Linked DNA regions of Homo sapiens: regions 2 and 3 are each linked to region 1. Evidence: chromatin loops called from intact Hi-C (ENCODE). Cell type or tissue: PC-3. All regions are shown on one strand.

Region 1 (8,000 bases):
CTTAAAGACTCCACCAAAAAAACTATTAGAACCAATAAACAAATTCTGTAAAGTTGCAGAACACAAAATCAACATACAAAACTCAGTAGTATTTCTATATGCCAACAGTGAACAATCTGAAAAAGAAATAATCTCATTTACAATAGCTACAAATAAAATAAAATACATAGGAATATAGCAAAAAAGTGAATGATCTCTATAAAGAAAATTATAAAACATTGATGCAAGAAATTGAAGAAGATGCAAAAAATGGAAAGACATTCCATGTTTATGGATTGGAAGAATCAATATTGTTAAAATGTCCACACTACCCAAAGAAATCTACACATTTAATGTAATCCCTATCACAATACCAATGACATTCTTCAAATAAATAGAAAAAACAGTCCAAAATTTATATGGAACACAAAAAGACCCAGAATAGCCAAAGCTATCCTAAGGAAAAATAAAACCGGAGGAATCTCATCACCTAACTTTGAATTACACTGCAGAGATATAGTAACCCAAAGGGCACAGTAGTGGCGTAAAAACAGACACATGGATCAGTGGAACAGAATAGAGAATCCAGAAACAAATCCACACACCCACAGTGAACTCATTTTTGACAAAGGTGCCAAGAACATACACAGGAAAAGACAGCCTCTTCAATAAATGGTGCTGGGATGATTCTACATCCATGTGCAGAAGAATGAAACTAGACTCCCATCTCTCACTATGTATAAAAATCAAATCAAAATGGATAAAAGTCTTAAATCTAATACCTCAAACTATGAAGCTACTAAAAGAAAACATTGGGGAAACTCTTCAGGACACTAGAGTGGGCAAAGATTTCTTGAAAAACACCCGACAAGCACAGGCAACCAAAGCAAATATGGACAAATTGGATCTCATCAAGTTAAAAAGCTTCTGCACAGCAAAGGAAACGATCAACAAAGTAAAGAGACAACCCACAAAATGGAAGAAAATATTTACAATCTACCCATCTGACAAGAGATTAGTAACCAGAATATATAAGGAGCTCAAACAACTCTTTAGGAAAAAAATTTTATAATCTGATTTTAAAAAGGGCAAAGGATCTTAATAAACATTTGGCAAAAGATAAGACATACAAATTGCAAGCAGACATATGAAAAGGTGCTCAACATCATTGATCATCAGAGAAATGCAAATTAAAACTACAATGAGATATTATCTCACCCCAGTTAAAATAGCATTTTTTTTTTTTTTTGAGACAGAGTCTCACTCTGTTGCCCAGGCTGGAGTGCAGTGACCCGATCTAGGCTCACTGCAAGCTCCGCCTCCCGGGTTCACGCCATTCTCCTGCCTCAGCCTCCCAAGTAGCTGGGACTACAGGCGCCCGCCACCACTCCCGGCTAATTTTTTGTATTTTTAGTAGAGATGGGGTTTCACCGTGTTAGCCAGGATGGTCTTTATCTCCTGACCTCGTGATCCGCCCGCCTCGGCCTCCCAAAGTGCTGGGATTACAGGCATGAGCCACCATGCCCTGCCTAAAATAGCTTTTAACCAAAAGACAGGCAATAACAAATGCTGGCAAGAATGTGGAGACAAGGGAAGTCTCATATGCAGTTGGTGGGAATGTAAATTGGTACAACCAATATGGAGAACCTAGTTTTCTTTACAGTAGGTTTAAGTGGGCTTAAAATATTCAGTAAATCATGCTCTAAGCAGATGTGCTGTCATCTAGGCTTTGTTGTTTCATTTCTGGAGCACAGGCAGAGTAGATTTGGCATAATTCTTATGGGCCCTAGGAGTTTGGAATGGTAAATGATCATTGCTTTCAGCTTAAAGAAAAGAAAGAAAATGTGGTACATATACGCACTGGAGTACTATCCAGGCATAAAAAGGGATGAGATCCTCTCATTTGCAACAACATGTGTGGAACTGGAGATCATTATGTTAAGTGAAATAAGCCAACCACAGAAAGACAAACTTTGCATGTTCTTCCTTATTTGTGAAAGCTAAAAATTAAAACAACTAAACTCATGGATATGGAGAGTAGAATGATGGTTACCAGAAGATGAGAAGGGTATTGGTTGGAGGCAGAGAGGGTGTGGTCAGGAAGAAGTGGGGATTGTTAAGTGGTACAAAAACATAGTTAGAAAGAATGAGTAAGACCTAGTATTTGCCAGCACCACAAAGTGACTATAGTCAAAAATAATTTAGTTGTACATTTTAAAATAATGAAGAGTGTAATTTGTTTGTAACACAAAGGATAAATGCTTGAGGTGATGAATACCCCATTTACCTGGATGTGATTATTATGCATTGCATGCCTGTATCAGAATATCTTATGTGACCCATGAATGTATACACCTATTATATACTTACAAAAATTAAAAACAAAAAAATGAAATTGCAGCAATTCAGTCACTTCTTTATACTCCACTTCTAATTCTAGCTCTCTTGCTATTTCTACCACATCTGCAGTTGCTTCCTCCATTGAAGTTTTGTATCCTTCAAAGCTATCCCTGAGGGTTAGAATTAACTTATTCCAAATTCCTGTTAATGTTGATATTTCTGACTTTCTCCCATGAATCATGAATGTTCTTAATGTCATCTTAAATGGTAACTTTTTTCAGAAGGTTTTCAATTTCCTTTACCTAAATCCATCAGACTAATCACTGTGTATGGCAGCTACAGCCTTACAAAATGTATTTCTTACATAATAACACTTGAAAGTTTAAACAACTCTTTGATCCATGGGCTGCAGAAAGGATGCTATGTTAGCAGACATGAAAACAACATTCATCACCATGCACATTTCCATCAGAGTTCTTGGTTGACCAGGTGCAATGTCAATGAGCAGTAATATTTTGAAAGGATTTTTTTTCTCTACAGTAGGTTTATGTGGGCTTATTCAGTAAACCATGTTGTACACAGATGTGCTTTCATCTAGAAATGTGCTTCATTTCAAGAGCACAGGCAGAGTACATTTGGCATAATTCATATTGGCCCTAGGAGTTTTGGAATGGTAAATGAGCATTGTCTTCAGTTTAAAGTTACCAGCAGCATTAGCCCCTAGCAAGACAGTCAGTGTCTTTTGAAGTTTCGAAGCCAGGCATTGTCTTCTCCTCTTTGGCTATGAAAGTCCTAGATGCATCTTCTTCCAATACAAGGCTGTTTGTCTACATTGAAAATATGTTGTTTAGTGTAGCCACCTTCTTCAATGATCTTAGCTGAATCTTCTGGGTGACTTTTTGCAGCTTCTCCACCTGCACTTGCTGCTTCACCTTGCATTTTTATGTTATGGAAACAGCTTCTTTCTTTAAACCTCATGAACCAACCTCTGCTAGCTTCCAACTTTGTTTCTGCAGCTTCCTCACCTCTCTTATCCTTCACAGAATTGAAGAGCTAGGGCCTTGCTCTGGATTAGGCTTTGGCTTAAGGGAATGTTGTGGCTGGTTTGATCTTCTATCTCGACTATTAAAACTTTCTCCATATCAGAAATAAAGCTGTTTTCCTTTTTGTCATTTCTATGTTGACTGGAGTGGCACTTTTAATTTCCTTCAAGAACTTTTCCTTTGCATTCAAAACTTGGCTGTTTGGCACAAGAGGTCTGGTTTTTTGCCTCTCTCAGCTTTCAACATGCCTTCTTCACTAAACTTAATCATTTCTAGCTTTTGGTTGAAAGTGTACATGTGTAACTCTTCCTTTCACTTGAAAACTTAGAGGCCACTGTAGGGTTATTAGTTGGCCTAATTTAATATTGCTGTGTCTCAGGGATAGGAAGGGCTGAGGAGTGGGAGACAGATGGGGGAACTGTCAGTTTGTGGAACAGTCAGAACGCACACACGTTTATCCATTAAATTTGCTGTCTTATATGGGTGTGGTTTGTGGAAGAATTCCGATAGTAACATCAAAGATCACTGATCACAGATCATCATAACAAATACAATAATAGTGAAAAAGTTTGAAATTTTTCATTTCTTTAAAACATTTCAGAGAATTACCAAAATGTAGCAGAGACACAAAGTGAGCACATGCTGTTGGAAAAATGGTGCCGATAGACTTGATTGAGATAGAGCTGCCACAAACCTTCAATTTGTAAAAAAAAAAAAAAAAAAATGCAATTATGTTCAAAGCACAACAAAATGATGTATGCATGTATGCCATTTCCAAAGGAATCCCTTGGCAGTCACATTCCCCTTGGCCAGCAGGTGGCAGTGCTTGCTCATCGAGGTACAGAATATTGACCCTGCCTTAGCATCAGGGCCCAGCAGGAGTTTTAGCTTGCTGTTTTACGCTGCATGTGTTCTAATTTTCTCCCTTTTATATTTCTTATTCTGTGACTTGTTGTTTCTTTCCCACCACTTCTGTTCCCCTCCAATGCTAGACCCATCTCTATTATGCACCTAACAGCCTCCTCAAATATGTGCCTTGTAGAATGTGGCCTTTCAGGAATGTAGGTGAGGCTTACGTATCACCCCCTGAAAGTCCCAATGAGAAATAATGCATTTAAAACAAGCCATCTTGAAAAGCCTGAAAAATTATGACTAAATCACAAAATATTAAGTCCTAAAGGGGAAGGGAAGACAGATACTCAGCTGGCCTGCCCATGTTCACCACTCCAAACCCATGACAGGCCGAGATGCTCAGTGTGAGGCTCTGTTACCACACTGGGACTTGCCATGGCTTCAGAGTCCTTCTGAGCACAGCTACTCAAGAAGCTTCTCCTCCTAACAGGCAAGCATGACACACTCTGCCAAACCAGGAAGGGCAAGTTTCTGTAATAGGGTACACTATATGTGCAGTTCCCAGGCATTACATCCTGCATTTAGCTGCATTCCAGGGGCCACTGGCTAAGTCTTTCCACCTTTTTCTCTTCTCCAGTATGATAACAACAATGCATTAATAATAGCAGCTACTATTAATGAGCCCATGCTATATGTGAGGCAATTCATGATTCATATGCATTATCACATGTATTCTTCAAAACAAGATGAAAAGTAGAAGTTACACAAGTGGAGACCACAGACTAGGTTAAAAAATTGGTCAACGGCAAAGTCACACAGACAATAAGGGGAAGAACCAACATTGAGTTGAAACCATCTGACTTTCAAAACCTTACTCTTAACCTCCCACTCTTTTGAGGTACTCCAAGCCACCACATGTTCTCCCTTCAGCTGCTAAAAGTGGAGCAACGCCATCACCCCCATGTCCACCCACACCCACAATTTCCCTTTGCCACCCCCCACTCATAGCTCTGCAGATCAGATTTGGCAGCCGATCTGCTGCTCTGGAAAGGCTGTGGTCCTTTAGTTCAGGGTCCCATCTCCAGCATTATGGGAAAGAGGCCCTATAGTACCCAGGTAGGCAATCAGCCCAGTGGCAAAGGGTAGCTGGGCTTAAGGCGAGGGACCTCACACCGCCAGCAGGGCTGCAGGAGCCTGGTGGACTTGTGGCATGTGGGGAAACCCGAAGGGAGGCTTAGAGGTGGCATGTCCCCTGATTCAGAGCTGGTGTTTGGCGTCTCTGAGTCATCAGTAATTCTCCACACCCTGGGGGAGGGCAACTCCTCAAAGGACCCATAAAGAAATAAATTCTCATCTGAGTGGCTGTTGAGGTGAGGGAAGGGGTCAGGTCTTCTGCAGCCTGGGTGAGGTATATGAACAAACCATTCTTGCAAAAACTGGCCTGGTTTCTCTGTGAGAGCACTGTCGAGAGATGTCACATTCCTGTTGCTTTCATTATGTGGTGCATTCCCAGGTCTGATGAAGAAGAAAGAGAGGGGCAGATTGCCATGATAGTTTTGGTTGACTGCATCACTAATTTCATTGACCTGAAAAATGGGTAGCCATGGAAACTGTGGAAGGCTTGTTCTGGAAGGGCCCTACTAGCCTAGTGTTGCTATATCTTTTGTAACTTATGTTCCAGAAGTCTTCCACCTGTGGGTTACAAACTATTAATGGATCCTCATATAAATTTAGTGAATCTCAACCAAACATTTTTAAAAAGGAAATATACAAGAATCAAATACAAATGAGATATCCTACAGCACTCCTCATGTTGAGTCAAGTAACCTTTGGGAGAATTTTTGTTTCCATTCTACACAGTTATGAGTACACCGAGTCACAATATAAAATGTGTTCTTACTGTGGCTGTGGTCAAAAATGTTTGTAAACTGGCCAGGTGTGGTGGCTCATGCCTGTAATCCCAGCACTTTGGGAGGCCAAGGTGGGTGGATCACTTGAGCTCAGGAGTTCAAGACCAGCCTGGGCAACATGGTGAAACCCCGTCTCTACTAAAAAAAACAAAAAAAAAAGAGCACAAAAATTAGCTGGGCATGGTGGCATGCGCCTGTAGTCCCAGCTACGTGGGAGGCTGAGGCACAAGAATCGCTTGAACCCTGGAGACAGGTTGCAGTGAACCGAAATCACGCCACTGCATTCCAGCCTGTGCAACAGAGTGAGAACCTGCCTCAAAAAAAAAAAAAAAATGTAAACTGCTGCTAACCCAAATCTCAACTTTACCGAAAGGAAAGTTCCCCTTTTTTATTTTTCCAGAATTTATAGCACTAAATGCCCATAGGAGAAAGCAGGAGAGATCTAAAATCAACACCCTAACATCACAATTAAAAGAACCAGAGGGGCTGGGCATGGTGACTCACACCTGTAATCCCAGCACTTTGGGAGGCCAAGGCCGGCAGATCACCTGAGGTCAGGAGTTTGAGACCAGCCTGACCAACATGGAGAAACCCCGTCTGTACTGAAAATACAAAATTAGCCGGGCGTGGTGGCGCATGCCTGTAATCCCAGCTACTCAGGAGACTGAGGCAGAAGAATTGCTTGAACCTGTAGGCGGAGGTTGCGGTGAGCCAAGATCGCGCCATTGCACTCCAGCCTGGGCAATAAGAGCAAAACTCAGTAAAAAAAAAAAAACAAACAAGAAAAGAAAAAAAAGAACTAGAGAAACAAGAGCAAACAAATTCAAAAGCTAGCAGAAGGCAAGAAATAACTAAGATCAGAACAGAACTGAAGGAGATAGAATGAAAAACCCTTCAAAAAAATCAATGAATCCAGGAGCTGGTTTTTTGCAAAGATTAACAAAATAGATAGACCACTAGCCAGACTAATAAAGAAGAAAAGAAAGAAGAATCAAATAGACACAATAAAAAATGATAAAGAAGATATCACCACTGACCCCACAGAAATACAAACTACCATCGGAGAATAGTATAAACACCTCTACACAAATAAGCTAGAAAATCTAGAAGAAATGGATAATTTCCTAGACACATACACCCTCCCAAGACTAAACCAGGAAGAAGTCAAATCCTTGAATAGACCAATAACAAGTTCTGGAATTGAGGCAGTAATTAATAGCCTACCAACCAAAAAAGGCCCAGGACCAGTTGGATTCACAGCCAAATTCTACCAGAGCTACAAAGAGGAGCTGGTACCATTTAATTTTTTGATAGAGAAGTGGTAAATCATGAACTAGGCTGAAATAAATCAAACTTAGACATATGCGAGGAAGGGGACAACGCTCAGGAAGATTCCTACCTACCCTGAAGAATTCCAGAGAAACTAGAGGCATGAAGAAGGGGAAGAGTGAAACATAGGAATGAAAAGAGTCAAGTCTGTCATCCAACGGATGGAAGTTTCAGAAAGAGAGTATAGAAATAGCACATGAGAGAAAAGTGCCAGAAATTATAAGATACTTTATCTGAGCCAAATAATACAAGTCATCATATGGATAGAGTCCACAGAGTAGCCATCACCTTGAAAATAATTTCTTATGTCTAGACATATTGTTACAAAATTTCAGAACATGGAGGTTCAAGTAAATTTGCAACAGCCTCCAGAAGGGAAATATTAAAGCAAAACAAAACAAATCAAAACACAGGTAACCCATAAAGTAGCAAGAATCAAACTTGTTTCAGCAACACTGGAAACTAGAAGACCATGGACCAAGGCCCATGGACCAGGGACCACACCTGAGAGAGAAAAAGCATATGCCGTCTCTTTATGTACATATGA
Region 2 (8,000 bases), 170 kb before region 1:
TTTTGTATAGACTGCATATTTCTTGTGGGGTCATCACTACTTTTAAAGAATCCAACTGGAATTGTTATTTCAGAACACAACGTTTTGGGTGCCTGCATACTTCTCTGTCTTCCAGACTTCTCTAAAATATTTATCTTCCTAACTGCTCATTGCCCTGTTGAGTGTAGACTATTGATTAGAGGGGACTTCCAGAGCATTGGATTATGGGAAGCTAGCAGGACATTCCAGTTACCTTGCTCCATAACACATTATCCTAAAACTTCGAGGCTTATAACAACTATATTTTTGTTTGTAATTTTTTGGGTCAGGAATTCTGGAAGGGTCTGGGATGATGGTAATCTGAAGGCTTGACTGGGGTGGATATTTCCAAAGTGGTTCACTCACATAGCTGTCAGTTGATGCTGTCCTCGGGCTGTCAATCCAAGCACTTCCAGGTGACCTCTTCATGTTGTCTGGGCTTCCTCTCGATAAGGCAGCTTCAGGGTAGTCAGATTCTTACAAGGCAGCCCAAGGCTCCAAATGTGAGTGCTGCAACATTTAAGATGGAAGCTGCATTACTTTTTATAATTAAGCCTTGGATGCCATACGGTGTTATTTCCATCACATTCTATTGGTTACAAATGAGATATAAGCCCACCCAGAATTCAGAAGAGGTTGCATGTACCTCCCTCCTGATGAGAGGAATGTCAAGGTCACATTGATTGCAGAGGAACATGTGGCATAGGAGATATTGTTGTGGCCATATTTGAAAAATATAAGCTGCCACACAGGGTTAATTAGCAAAAGTAGAATGTGTGAAGACCCCGAATTCAAGGTAAAGTATAGAGGTCACCATATCTTGTAGAGAAACAGACAAGAGCAAAAACTGCAGAATGTTTACATTCTTGTGCTCACAAGAGGAAAAGGGTCCAAGAATATAGGAGGAGTTTAGACATGTCAGGCTAAGGTTTCAAAAAAGGCCTCACTCTGTGTTCTATACTTTAGGGTACCTTAAGTCTCTCATGGCACTCTCATGGTAATTCATTCATTATTTCATAAACTTTCAGTAAATATCTACTACAGGGAGTAGTGGTAGTAGTAGCAATAGCAGTAGCAGTAGTAGTGGTAGAATAGAGACTATTCTAGGATCTTGCATATCAGTAAATAAATGCAAGAAAAAGCCCTACCCTCATGGAGAGTATATTCTAGTGGAGTAGTGATATTAAAATAAATAACACTGCATGCAAATTAAGTATAGGACAATTAGAGGTGGGGTTTCAAAGAACCCTAACGCTTCACCCTACCCTGTATCCATACCCTTTGTCATGCAAATTTGAAGTTCAACAAAAACACCTTATATTTCCTCATGTGATTTGCCAATAGACTAAGGCAGAAAAGAGTGTGTGCTCCTGAGACTAGACCCTCAGAAGTCTTGCATGTCTCTGCTTTTGCTTTAGCCCCTCTGCCATTGCCGTGCAAGCATGCTGGGGTTGGCCAGCTAAAAGAGAAGAGACATATGGGCCAGAGGCCAGTCACCTCAGTCTCCCCAAGCAAGACCCAACCCACCTCCAGACACCTGAATGAGCCCAGCCAAGATCCTAGATGCATAAACATTAAATTTACTGCCATATGCTATTAGATTTTGTGATTGCTTTTCATACAGCATTTTGGGGCAATAGACAGATGACACAACTGGGAAAAAGTGGAAGAGCTCGTTTTCTTGGAGACGTGTTTACACACAGTTCTATTTTGAAGCCAGTTAGCAGATCCCTGTTGTTGTTGCTGGCGCTACCTCTAGGCTGGAGTGTTTCGAAGAATAATCAGAGTCAGAATTAATAGAGTTGCCTCTAGATTCATGACAAGGGTGAGTGAGGTGTGGAGGAATGAAGTGGAATAAGGCTTCATTTCTGCTGGTAAAGGCTTTATTTTATGTTTCCTTGTCTGAGGGGACAAAAATCACCTCTAATGTCTGTTATGGTTGAGGGATGAGGAAGGAAGTCTCAAGGAGAAACTCAACATTCCTGTTGCTTCTTTGATGCCTTTTCCTCCTTTAACATATCAAGCTCCCTGCCTAAAAGTGGACTTTTATCATTATTATTATTATTAAAAATAAACCTGTTTTGGCAGCATCAAAGGGGGACGATGGCCATACTGTCCTTGAACTATGTGGATGTGTCAGTCCTGGCAATCATGTTGGCAAACTAAGGTTCTTTCCCAGACTACATCAAGTAAGGGTGGAGGGGCAGGGTATTTAATATCTGCTTCCCAATCATGGTGACATTTAACACTTCTGAGGAAAAAAAAATGCCTCCAAACTGGCCTTTCAAGTAAGTGGAGTAGTTACTCTCCCCACAAAGTATCAGAAACTGTTCTATGAGCCACTTACTCCTTTATGTCTTGCACAGTCCCTATCAAAAGTCAAATACTCCTGGGAGACGTGACCTCTTTAGTCTTCAAGAGTCAACACTTTGGGAAAGGCAGAATTATTTCAAACAGCTGAGCACAAGAAAGGCAACTAGCTTGTGTAATTGTTCATTTTCTGTTTTTTCCTACTGAATTGTAAGCTACAAGGGGTCTAGGACCATGTCTATCTTATTCATCCCTCTATTTCCAGGTTTCAGGACACATAGGAGACCCTCCACAACGCCCTTGGGAAAAAAGCAGAAGAGGACAAACATGGGAAAAGAAGGGAGGGAAGGGGGAGATAAAAAGCCTAATTAAATTCTCACAGAGCGTTTATCCTAATATTAACTAGTTAATGACCTCAAGATATGTATTGAGCTTTTACTATGCACGCATGGCAGGAGGGGCGTGCCCCTTCCTTGCCTTAACCTGGTGTGGTTCTTTGACTTTTTACTCCTGTATACTCGAAGAAAACAATACAAAAATCAAAGCTGGGAAAAAAGTTCCTGTATGGGGTATTTCACCGTTTTAATGCATTAAACATGATGTGCTCAAATGCCCCAGCCTTTGGGATTGAAACATTCATAATGAGAACTCCGAAGCGACCAAGATGAAATACAAACTTCAAAGAAGGCGCCCAGTTTTGTCTTGCTACTCTAGCCTAGTTCAGTGGCGCCTCAAACTTTAATGTGCATGCGAATCACCTGGCAATCTTGCTGAATATTCAGATTTGGAGTCAATAGGTCTGGAGTGAAGCCTGAGATGCTGCGTTTTTAACATGCCCCCGGGTGATGCTGATGCTTCTAACCCAAGGACCACACTTTGAGTATACAAGGGACTGGAGACCATCACCTCTACCGCCAGGTGTGTGTATGCTGAGTCCCAGCGTTCCAGATCAGTGTCCCGCACGTCCTCGGCCTTCTGCCAGTAGGGGAGGAGTCGGGGGCGGAGCGGGAGGAGTGGCGCGGGCCCCGCGTGGGTCCTGCCAGAGATCACCTCGGCCCCTTGAAGAGGCAGCCAAGCTGCGGCGGCGCAGGAGGGGGCGGGTTCAGCGAGGGCGCGGCCTCTGAGGGGGGGCGCAGGACACGCATCCCCCGCGATCGCCCGGGCCACTCGGGAGCCTCGCGGCAGCCCGGCGCCCCACTTGGCCATCCGCTCCTTGCCCGCCTCCTCTTGTCACCTCCCGTCTCATCCTTCTCGCTCCTTCCCCGCCGCATACACCGGCATCCGAGTGCCTCAGAGAGCCGGAGGTGGTGTGCGGGGCTGCAGGGCACGACTTCAAGCGGTCCTCAGCTCCGCACTAGGGGGCACGGGCAACAGCATGGACACCAAGCGCTGCTTCGCCAATCGCTTCGATGACTACCAGGGCAGCCTGCTGGCGGGCCAGTGTGAGGAGGCGGTGGCGCCCTTGGTCACCGCCACCATCGAGCGCATCCTCCAGGAGCTTCCCCCACTCGGGGGCGGCGCGGAGGCCCGAGGGGCGACGGCGGGGGCTAGCGCCTGCCAGGGGGGGCTTTATGGCGGCGTGGCCGGAGTGGCGTATATGCTCTACCACGTCTCGCAGAGCCCGCTTTTCGCCACGGCCCGGGAACGCTACCTGCGCTCGGCTAAGCGCCTCATCGACGCGTGCGCCCGCGCTGAGGAGTGGGGCGAACCGGACGCCGACACCCGCGCCGCCTTCCTGCTCGGGGGCGCGGGCGTGTACGCCGTGGCCACGCTCGTATACCACGCCCTGGGCCGGTCCGACTACGTGCAGCCGCTGGGCAAGTTCCGGGCTCTGTGTGCCGTCTGCGCGCCGGTCTCCTTCCTGGAGTGCGGCTCCGACGAGCTGTTCGTGGGCCGCGCGGGTTACCTGTGTGCCGCGCTGGTGCTCAAGCAGAAACTCGCCCAGGAGGTAAGAGGTAGCCCGGGCCGCGGGAGGGCGCTCGCCGCCTGCCCGGCCTCCTTTCCCCGGACTCCGTGGCTCGGGCAGCACTGTCCCGAGTTGCTCTCCAAGTCTTTGTTACTCTTGGTGTGGTGCTAGCATTTCTTCAGTCCCTTGAGGTCTATCTCCTGCTTTTGTCCCTCTTCTTTCCTGTCGTTTTCAGTCTCTCATTTGTTGAGATTCGGCGTCTCTGCGCTTTGTTCGTGTTTTTACGTGGCATCACTCCAGATGCCTGTTAGCTTTCTGGGGGATGACAGTGTGGCCCTTTCAAGTAAGATGAAAACCTCAGAAATGGAAGGGATTTCCTTTCCTTTGACTCTGCTGTCAAAAGCTGAGGCATCCTCGAATGTTAGAGTGCTAGAAAGTAATGGAACTTTTCGGGGCCGATGTGGAGGTAAGTTGCTTCTGGAGCCCTGGGTCTGTAACCAAGAATAACTGCTCAGCTGTGGGTCTGATGTGTTTACTGTTTTGCTTACTATTCAGTTCAACCCATGGCTCTTATTAAATGCATATCTGATAGGAGTGTCCCCTTTAAAAATACATAAATGTAGACGGAAACGTACCCGGAAATGTACCCCATTGTGGTTGAATGTGCATTATTTCACTTAAAAATATTTGCTTAGGATGGGCAAGACCACAGCTTTCTTGACAGGGCAGCTTTTCTTGATGAATAACTTTACAGTGGCTCCTAAAAGTGAATTGGTTTTCACATACATATTTTTTCCTGGACTCACTTTGAAATCAGCATGTGGTTATTAGAAGAGAATATGCCAGTTCCTGTGGAGTAGGAAAAAGAACAAAACTCTGAAGGATCATAGTGACTAGAACGGAGAGAGAGGCACTTTCATTCATAATCCCCTGGAGCCAACTACTGTTCTAGGGAGGAAGTGACACATTTAACTTGGCTTTATTTAGGTGAGAAAGGCGTTTGAAGAAAAATTAAAGGTATATAGAGTGTTTTAAAAGAGTAATTAACTTAGATCACCTCTACAGAGGCAGACAGGGTTTTTTTTTAATAGCAGGTGAGGTTGATTCAAGTGAGAAAAAAGATTACTAAAGAATGTGCACTGTGTTAGCTGGGCAGCAAAGGTTTATGTCACAAAGTTGTCTTGAAATAGTTTGCTCTGCTTCTGAGTCACTGTTAACTGCCAGCAGTTTTTCAAATGCCCTTCCAGTTGTAGAAAACCTTTTAGAAGGCCACAGAGATATTTACATATCATTTGCATTGCATTTGCATCTGCTCCCCTCACCTTGTAGTCTGGCAGCAGGCAATTTTCAAATTTTTTTTTCCAATTGTTTTCCTTAATCTTGCCTCTTCCCCTTTCCATGCCTTGAGGCCTTTTTTCCAGAATGGAATGGGAAGAGTGTGTGACCACTAGATCACACAGGTGGAAGCAGACCAGAAGGACTCTGCCCAAAAACTGGTGGTTCAGGCCATTCTGCAACACTGATCCACACAAGACATCTATTAAGACCTCTCTTCTGCCCTCCTGCCAAACCAGGTCTTTTTTTTTTTTTACTAATCGAGTTGAGGTGCTTTGGCCCCTGCTCCCAGGAGATGGAACAAGCTTCAAGGATAGCAAAAAAAAAAAAAAAAAAAAACCCACCACCACCACCAACAAAAACAGGTCTTAACCTGAGCCTGAGCAAACCAGTTAGTTCCAGTGCCAGCTGCAGCTGTGTCAATTCAAGACTTTCTGGCTTGAAAGGTGTAGGGCAGGGGCTAAGCATGCCAGGCTGGAAGCCCTTTGAGGGGAAAGTAGAAGTTTTATACCCCATCCCCTCCCCGCAAATCCTAGCCAGCACAGGACTTTGTCCTCAGTAGGTGATCCATAGACCTTGATTAGATTGAATTGCGAATTTGTGTCATTTCTCTATAAATAATCTCTCAGTATGTCCTGGGTTTCTTCCCCTCCGATGTCATTTATATTCACATTCCTCTGGCAATTCCCTCAGTTATCGCTCTAATTTAGATCCTCCCCACATTACTGGGCACATCTTTGCCACCTAATAAATAGTTGAATGAATGAATCACCATATATTGGGATTAGTGCAATATACTTTGAGCTAGAATCTCCCACTCAAGCCGTTCCATCTACCTCTAAGAAACAAATATTTCAAAAGACATTTTTCATCATGTTATTTCCCTGCTCAACATACTGCAGTGGCTCCCTATTACTTTTTCTCCAGTGGCTTGTCATCTCACAAAGTTATGATTCTTAAAAATAGCCGAGAAGGCCCCACATGATCTAGCCTCCTACACTCCTACTCTACTCCTTGCTCATTCTTCTTCAACCACACTGGCCATCTTCCTGTTTTAGTTACTTTCCTGTCTCAGGCTGTTTGTTCTTACAGTTCTTTCTACTTGGAACACTCCCTCTAGATATTTATAGCTAGATCTCTGACCTTGTATAGGTGTGTGTGTGTGTGTGTGTGTGTATGTATATATATATATATATAATTTTTTTTTGAGACAGAGTCTCACTCTGTCACCCAGGCTGGAGTGCAGTGGTGCAACCATGGCTCACTGTAGCCTCGACCTCCTGGGCTCAGGCGATCCTCCTACCTCAGCCTCCCAAGTAGGTGACACCACAGGCATGTGCCACCACACCCAGCTAATTTTTTGTACTTTTTGTAGAGACAGAGTTTCACCACGTTGCCTATGCTGTTCTGGAACTCCTGGGCTCAAGTGATCTGCCCGCCTCAGTCTCCTAAAGTCCTGGGATGACAGTCATGAGCCACTGTGCCTGGCCTTGTATAGGTCTTTACTTCCTCAATGAGGCTTTTCCTGACTACCCTATTTAAAATTGCAACCCCACCCTCAACTTATCCCCCTTTCGTGATTTGTTTTACTTAAATTGTTTATTTATGTCTTCGCTGATTAGAATGTAAGCTCCATAAGGGTAGACATTTTTGGTTTCATTGATGTTCATTGCCAAGACTGCCTGACACATTTTTAGATGCCCAGCTTTGTGTGTGTTTGCAAATATCACTCAATTTTAGTGGTGTCCCATTTATCAATATTTTCCTTTACGGTGGTAGTTTTGGTGTCATGTTTAAAGAAATCCTTTCCTACTGCCAAAGTTTCAGTAAATATTTGTTAAATGAATGAATGAATGAATTATAGTTTCTTCCAATTATTTTTCATGGCTTAAGCTCAACCAATAAAGCAGTGCTTCTTAAACTTTAATGTGCTTAGGAATCACCTGCAGATCTTGTAGAGCTGCAAGTTCCTGGGTGATCCTGATGTTGCGGTAGAGCATGCTTTGAATAGCAAGGCAATACTGTGCTGCATAGGTTTTGGCATTATACCTGCCACCTCTATTAAGGCATACTATGAGACGCCATTCTATGAAGCTTGATATGTTTATTTAAAAGGTCTATAGTTTAGAATGCTGATTACTATATTCTACCTTTCACTCTAAAGACCCACAAGAGGAATTGCTCTCAGATTGTAGAGACAGTAATAGTTGTGTGACTCCTGGCAATTGATTGAATTTTTAAAATCGTCAAAATATGTCATGTAACTGATTCTATTTCTCACTTTGTGTTGGCTACTAGGGAGTGTATGGCTAGAATTGTGGTCCATATAAGCTAGCGTACAGTACCTTAGCAGATCTATATTTATGTGTGGACATTTCCCCTGGGTTTATCTAATTTGTTTCTTCCTTAGTTTACCCTTTTCTAGGTTCTT
Region 3 (8,000 bases), 420 kb after region 1:
ATCACTTGAACCTGGGAGGCGGAGGTTGCTGTGAGCCAAGATCGTGCCACTGCACTCCAGCCTGGGCAACAGAGTGAGAATCTGTCTCAAAAAATAAAAAAATCAAATAAAATGTAACACTCCTAACCATATTACGCAAGTTACCCATAAAAAGAACAAGGTGAATATTCTCACAAAGCTTGTAGACAAATAGAGTCATCTGATGGCTTGATGTTTTGTGTTTATCACACAGGTTTTTTCAACAGCAGTCAGAGCTGCAAAAATCTAAAAACCTACTACGTGCTGGGGCTGGGCCAGACATTGTGCTAGACCCTGAAGAGTCAAAGGTAAATAAAACCCAATCCCTGATAACATCAACTTACTTTTCAATTCTGATTGCCTACATTTTCTCCAAAGGAATTTGTGGGATGTGTATGTGACAGCAAATAATTTTTTAATGGTCAAACTTTATCTTTGAGAAGTTACAATGGGAGAGCATAACTAGTAATACTACTTAAGCTAGATGAGGCACTGGGGGAAGATTATTGGAATGTAGGAACAAAATGTCCTGTCTCCTCTCACTAGAAACTGTACTGTTATTGCTAATCATTGTGTAAAAATGTTTTGTCATGCACAGCCTGGGTTGATAGGATTCTAGAAAGTCTTTTCCTGCTTTATGGATCACCAGGAGATAAGTTAGAGGTATCCTTTCATCTACAGATGAAAACTCAGTGGGGAACTCTAATATGCCCATAAACTTTAAGGCACAGATATGAATGTGCTAACATGAAGTAGTGGTCTCCAGGGAATATGAAGGCCAACCAAACAGTTGCAGGGGTACAGGCCCAAATGCTAGATTAGAACAACACATAGCTAACCCTCACAAAGGGATCCACCCATTTTTAAAAGCTTCTTAACAGTGCTTCTCATTGTGATTGGTAAAACAAACACACCAACAAAAAGCAACTCAGATACATGTCAAACTATGAATGAAATTGGTCCAGGAGAATGGGGTAGAGGTGGGGAAGAAAGCAGAAGATACCTTCTCTTTTTTTAAATAAGCATCTGTAAGTGTTTGATATGATCGGGAGTTTTAAAAATAAATTAAAAAGCTTTGAAAGAGATAAATACAGCCAAAAAACAAGGGGTGAAAAAGTTTTGCACTAAACTGTACTCACAGAGCACAAGAGCGGCAGCCTTTGGCACCACCTGGGAGACACAGATGGCTTCCCAGTGCAGGTAATGGCCTGGGGGCATGAGTAGGGTCTGCCTGGGCAGGCAATGGGGGTGGCTCTATTCTTAAATTAACCAACTGGCTTCCTCTTTCCCCTTCTGTTCCTCCTTCCCTTCTTCTCACCACCCCTTCTTTTACATTTTTTTTATTTTTAATTTTTGTGAGTATATGGTAGGTATATATATTTATGGGGTACATGAGATTTTTTTTTTTAATTTTTTTGAGATGGCGTCTCACTCTGTCACCCAGGCTGGAGCACGGTGGTGCAATCTTGGCTCACTGCAACCTCAGCCTCACAGGTTCAAGCGATTCTCATGCCTCAGCCTCCTGAGTAGCTGGGATTACAGGTGTGTGCCACCATGCCTGGCTAATTTTTGTATTTTTAGTAGAGATGGGGTTTCACCATGTTAGCCAGGCTGGTCTCAAACTTCTGACCTCAAGTGATCCGCCTGCCTCGTCCTCACAAAGTGCTGGGATTACAGGCATGAGCCACCGCACCCAGCCAAGATGTTTTGATACAGGCATGCAATGCATAATAATCACATCATTCACCACCCCTTATTTCTCCTTTTTCCTTCAGTAAGGATTTACTGAGTGCTAACTATGTGCCAGGCACAGTTCTGGGCATTAAGGACATAGCAGTGAACATATTATAATAGAGACAGGCAATCAACAAATACATAGGTGACATATATAGTATGTTAGGTAGTGACCAGGGGGACCACATCTGAAAGCATAAATAGACCAGCATATATACACTCCCCTACTCTGGGTAGTAAACATCTCACATAAAAGAGACAGCATCATTTTATCTGCCAAGTTTCACTTACTCAGTAAGAATTCCATCTGCTGTGTCTCTTCCTTCGGGTGTCTCCCAGGACACCCGGACTGTCAGTTTGTTGGGTTCTGCAATGCGTTCCTTCACACTTGGGCACTTGATTCTAGGAGGTTCCATATCTGAAAATATAACCAAAACATTCTCATCATCATCAAGAAATATCTAGTCAAACTGGGGTTCAACACCCACAGTTTAAAATACCAAAGCCTCTGGGTATTCTCCATTTTCAAAGAGTTTGTTCACCCTATATATTCCCCTTTTCTCCCTTCATAATGCTTTTACTCTCCTGCTAAGTTTTGAAGATTGTTTAAATACTCACATTTGCAGGGCTAAACCTGCAATCAACTGGCCTTGCAAGGTGTCCTGTGGGTAATTCATTAGTTACAGCCTTTCCTCCCCATGCTTCCAAACTCTGCCTACCGAAGGCCACATGGCAGTTACCCAGCTGAAACTAGAAGTCATTTGGCTTTAGTGAGTACTTCCTGCTTTGAACACAGCATCATGGAATATTACAGAAAGGCATTCTAGCTATCATCTAGTCAGATTCAATTCAAGGCAACAAATTTTTCATGAGTACCAATCTTATCCAAGGCTTCATTCCAACTGCTGGGGTTGGGGGTGCACAAAGGCAAGAGAATCATGTGCTCCTGACATTTCAGAGAATTTGCCATGTATTGGAGGGATTACATTATCACACATGAAATATAACATGAGGTAGAAAATGGCAATTGCCCCAGGCAAGGTAAAAGTGAATGCTATGGAGGTGTAGAGGAGCCGCCCAACTCTCTCATTTTACAGATGTGCAAACTGAGGCTCAAAGAACTTAAATGATTTATTTAAGACCACACATGTAGATAATGGCACTGTGAATTACAATCTAAGTCGGAGCACTTGCCACTGGAACAAGCTCTCTCTCTTCCTGCTATCTATTATCAACATATTGCTTAATATCTTAAAATAGGCAATGGTCTGTCTGGGTCCACTCTCCCCTTGAACTGCTACTGAACTACACTTATGGTTTTATGTTCTGGGACAGCAGTTTTACTGTGGCTCTGGACCTCCAAAAGCCTCCCAAATTTCTTCAAGTAGTTTCTCTACCTGGTAATAGGAGTTCTGCCTCGATAGTGATAACAAGGATGGGTGGTTAATGAGGGCTCAAAGTAAATGAGATGTCAACTCTACACTGGGTTGTATTTCATCTTATAGCTGAAGTGAAATCACAAGAGGAAGTTCACATTTCTGCAAATTCTACTTAATATTTCTGAACAGGTAGAGAATGTATTTAAAGAAGGCATAGCAAATTAAGGACATTCAGCTTCATGTTACTTTACATATCAACTGATAAGTATTAAGTGCTATTACTGCCTTAATGAAAGTTAAATGTCCTTTTGATTCTGAATGACAGATGTCTTTGAGAGACTAAATGCACCAAGTAAAATTCTTTATATACTTTCTCCTGTGTCTTGTCTAATAATTTCTCATTTTATTCAGGGTAAGAAGTTACGAATAACTTATTAAACAATTTTGCCTTCAGCTATCCAAATTCATTTTCATTCTATGTCGTGCTTCAGTGGAGTGTGAACTTAACAGCCTTAATGCACCAATCCTAAATTGAATAACCACCATATTTTGTTGAATCTAAGTCACTCCTAATTGTGAAATGCATCCCTATTTCAGGGATATTAAAAGGTAGAAATAATACGCTTCTCAGAATTGATAAAATAAAGTATACAAATACTATGATGAAATGGAAGATGCTTTAAATGCATTCAAGATGTCTATACTCAGCTGTTACGTTTTTAAAAACATTTAATTTTTTACTATGATAGGTGATAGAAGACAAACTTTTATAATTCAGATGAACATTTCACAGAAAGACAAGTATATAATGACTGCCCCCTGCTGGTCAAATATAGCTGGCAATTACATTATAGAAAGTATATTTATTAGCATACAGATTTCAATGTAAAATTACATTGTGTTACCATATTTTCTTGGTGCAGCATGGTCAGAGTGAAAAGCAACTTAGTCTCTGTCAGGTAAACTAAATGTCTGGATGATACATTGTTGTTTGTTTTCTGTATCAAGATGTACTAACAGTGTAAGCACACAGGCTCCAAGATAGGTTATCTGGGTGAAGAGTCTCAGAGTTTCCCAAAGCCAGCTTATCTCTAGCTAACAATGATCAGCTGAACTGGCCTAGCTTTTCAGAAACAGTGCTCTTCCAAAGAAGAAACAAGAAGAAATAAATCATTACAAATAATAACTAATATTGGAGGACTCCTTCCTACATGCCCACCCCATGCTAAGTACCCTCCCTATATTATTTTACTGAATTTGCACAACCACCCATTAGACTAAGCAGTGTTATTAGCATCCTCATTTATAGACTGGGAAGAAGCATTTCCTCTCTTTTGGAATTTCTTTGTGGTCTGGGATTTTTAAATGCCATTACATATTTTAAAGCTATTTTAATAAACCAAACCCTTTTGTGTATCTGCCTGCTGCTGACCTAGTGTTTTCCGCCAACCTTTGCACACATACTGTTTTGTGATGGTCTGTCATAGCTTCCCCATGAACCCTTGAAGAGCCTCTGCAGGACTTGATCCTGACACATCCTCAAGCAGCTGCCTTCTCTCTCGGCTGGTGAGACAAGCTGGTCTGCCCTTCAGCTGATGCTCCAGAGACCTAAGCCTGTTATTACCCAGACTTGGCCCCGATAGCATTTTATAAGTTATACATTTCCATGAATGAAAGGAACAAAGTTACTATAGAAACATAATTACTATCCCCTGTTGAATTAGGATGCCTGCAATTATATAAAAATCTTGAAACCTTCAGTGAAAATTCTGGCCTTTGCTCTCTGCCACATTCATTGGAGACATCTGACAAACTGTCTCCCTTCTCTGTGCTCTAGTTATCTCTGTGCATATAAAATATGAGATACAAATATATTGCATTGTATCAACTACTATTTATCTAAGAAGCTGAACTTTTTTTTCGAGACAGGCTCTCACTCTGTCACCCAGGCTGGAGTGCAGTGGCACAATATCGGCTCACTGCAGCCTTGACTTCCCAGACTCATGTGATCCTCCCACCTCAGCCTCCCAAGTAGCTGGGACTACAGGCATGCACCACCATGCCTAGCTGATTTTATTTATTCATTTATTTATTTATTTTTGTAGAGACAGGATTTTGCCATGTTGCCCAGGCTGGTCTCGAACTCCTGGGCTCAAGAAATCTGCCTGTCTTAGCCTCCCAAAGTGCTGGGATTACAGGTGTGAGCCACCAGCACCCAGCTGAAGCTGAACTATTTACTTGGAAATCCTTGACACATCTAACCCGGTAGGTAGTGGAAATAAGGAAGAAGCTCAAAAGGACAAAGTCTTGCCCAACAGATAACAATAAAATGCAAGGGAAGTGACCCTGTGCCAGTTCCAGACCTAGGCCCTCAAAGAATCTGGTGCCTTCTGCTTTCACTATGTTAAAAGCCAGCTGCCATCTAAAGAAGTCCAATTGACTGGAGAGGCCATGTAATCAGGATGAGAAATTATAAATGAGAGAGAGAGAGAGAAAGAGACTCAGCCAGACCCCAGTCAGTACAACTTTTCCCAACTGAGGTACCAGACCTGTGAGTGAAGCCATCTTGAATCCTCCAGCTCCACTTGGTCACCTCAACCATTACCACATACAGCAGAGATGAGCTGTCCCCACAGAGCTCTGCCCAACTTTCCAACCCATAGAATCTTTGAGCAATAACATAGTTGTTTGGAGCCACTAAGTTTTGTGTGGTCTATTGTGCAGCAACAGATCACTGATGCAAATATAAAATAGTTTGAGTTTGGTGATAGAGAAAGGAAGAGTTCTTTTCAAGGGGGCATAGGAAGTGAGTGACTGCCAAATGCAGAACAAACCTGGCCATTGAAAACTCATCCAGTTGTTTGCTTCCCCCAGCCAGAGCGTAATCTCTGTGGATGGCTCTGGGAAGTGGTTTCCTCTGTTTGGCACCATACAAAAATCCAGAGAACTTTCCAAAACAGACAAAAGAGGCAAGAAGGGAGGCAATGAAATCCACATTTAAAAGTCATGATCATAGCCGGGTGTGGTGGCTCATGCCTGTAGCCCCAGCTACTCAGGAGGCTGATGTGGGAGGATCACTTAAGCCTGGGAGTTCAAGACCAGCCTGGACGACATAGCAAGAGGCCAGCCTGGGCAACATAATGAGACCTCATCTCTAAAAGTCAACATCTTCACAAGAAAGAAGCCCAAATAAAAATTCATTGGTGATACATTTATATTAGAGAGAGCCACTAAAAGTTGACCTGTTCTGTTTGTACTAACAAATCATGTAAGGGAAAAAGTGAATCAGTATCTCAGTCAATCAAGTTGTTTTAACTGAAACTAGCCTCTGAAAGTTTGCAAAAGAATGTGTATTTGTCAACCCAGGAAGAATTTAGCACAATTTAACATCATTTGCAACAATGCATGGATACATTCATTCTTAGCCCTACTGATGTTTGCATCAACTGAATAATGCAATGCAGCCCAGCAATAATGCAATGATCCCATTCCTATGGGTCATTGGGTAAACCAGCTGTGAGACAGCTGGGACACAAGAAACGTATGCCATCAATTTCCATATATTACATCTCCAAAATGTTTTATTCCAGAATTTCATTTGTGTTAATAAATCTCCACCTATTCTACTCTGTAGAAAACAAAAAATAAGTGAGCAAAAAATAAAATATATTTATTTAAAAATATTTTTTCCTTGATAGATAATTAGAACTTAAATGTGTTGTCTGGTCACTTTATTACAATCCGTTCCACAGGGCAAAAAGGAAAGTTTGTACATTGTCTTTTGTTAAAGTAATTAAATGGATACTCTCTGAATGTCAAAAGACCTTTGCTGGTTTTTCATTGTCCGTGGTTTTTAAAGTATCTTTAATTTGTTTTCTTCCTGTTTTGGCCTAGGAAGAAGTGTTGGTCTAAAGGAGAGATCATGTGTCTACTCAAAATCTGGTCTTTACATGAGGACTTGTTGTGATTCCAACTGTTCATTGTTCTATCTAAATGCCAACATAACCAAAAATAACTAAAAATGGAAAGAAAGAAAAATATCCCCCGAAAACAATAGTGGTTACATTCTAAGGTTTATTTTCTTCCAGATCAATGGAGGTTGTGGCTCTTCAAAGACTTTTTACCCTCCTGCAATTTGCAGTATTTTTTTTCCTCCTACATTGACTTATTTTTATCTATATCTGTTTCTGAAATAACTATGAATTTCAGCTCATTGCCAGAGTATGGTCTGTGTAAGAGAATTAATTTTAACTTGTGGCACCTTCAAATTAGCCAGACCACAGAACTGACCACCTCAGAGTCCAAAGTAAGCCCAGTCTTCTCTCTTCCCTCACAGTCTAGAAGAGAACTGGGACAACTTTCTCACCACTCAGTACAGCTCTGGCCAAGACTGTTGAAGGTTGTGTGGAAATCTGGGAACTACTTAGCCACTATGTGTCACCTCCTAAAATAGGTTGAAGTTCTGAGTTACGCTCAAGGACCCCCTACCCCTGTCAACACAAAAACAAATTTATTAAACTATTTTAATACATTTAAAGCCAAAAAAGTAAATAATACCCCTGGAGTAAAATTCACTGGGGACAAACCTCAGCTTGTCTGTCGCGAAAATCAAAGAAAGAATTGCCTGCTTGCTTTGCCCATTTCTCTCTTTTTTCCTGGGAGCTCTAGGCTCTCTTGTGGATCGCTGTACCCCTTTTTGTCATCCCTAACTAATTGCATGTACAATCCTCCTTCTCCCAAATATGCCTGAACCTTGTTCTGACAAACTGTAATATGAATCTCCTGAATTTGGGGTTCATTCTCTCTTCCTCTGGGAAGGTTCCAGGCGCATCTGGTCCAGCTTAAGACATGCTGTTGGTTTTTGAGAAC

The links. Peaks named below come from ENCODE experiments on the same cell type or tissue, not always from the same donor. Only the 100,000 strongest peaks of a DNase experiment are listed, where the experiment ranks them.
Region 2: a loop joins it to region 1, with 8 times the contacts of the local background. A loop is called at or near these places in 5 of 110 quality-filtered maps.
Region 3: it touches region 1 in a loop (7-fold over the local background); 43 of 110 quality-filtered maps call a loop at or near these places.

What each region holds. Positions count from the first base shown.
Region 1 is chrX:37,741,372-37,749,371 of GRCh38, forward strand. No RefSeq gene overlaps it. Among named protein-coding and RNA genes, the nearest start is that of CYBB, 35 kb to the right of the region's middle. RefSeq lists an enhancer at 4,260-4,309. In PC-3, a CTCF peak has its summit at 4,179 (motif pointing right); DNase peaks (open chromatin) are centred at 4,190 and 5,500; H3K27ac peaks cover 509 bases.
Region 2 is chrX:37,568,168-37,576,167 of GRCh38, forward strand. LANCL3 (LanC like family member 3) reads left to right here and starts at 3,494. Exons shown (of 5, transcript NM_001170331.2): 1 at 3,494-4,276. The coding sequence starts at 3,704. In PC-3, a CTCF peak has its summit at 4,321 (motif pointing right); no DNase peak of the experiment used is centred here; H3K4me3 peaks cover 1,146 bases; H3K27ac peaks cover 758 bases.
Region 3 is chrX:38,162,726-38,170,725 of GRCh38, forward strand. SRPX (sushi repeat containing protein X-linked) reads right to left here. Exons shown (of 10, transcript NM_006307.5): 5 at 2,044-2,170. Among named protein-coding and RNA genes, the nearest start is that of SRPX, 54 kb to the right of the region's middle. In PC-3, a CTCF peak has its summit at 3,956 (motif pointing left); no DNase peak of the experiment used is centred here.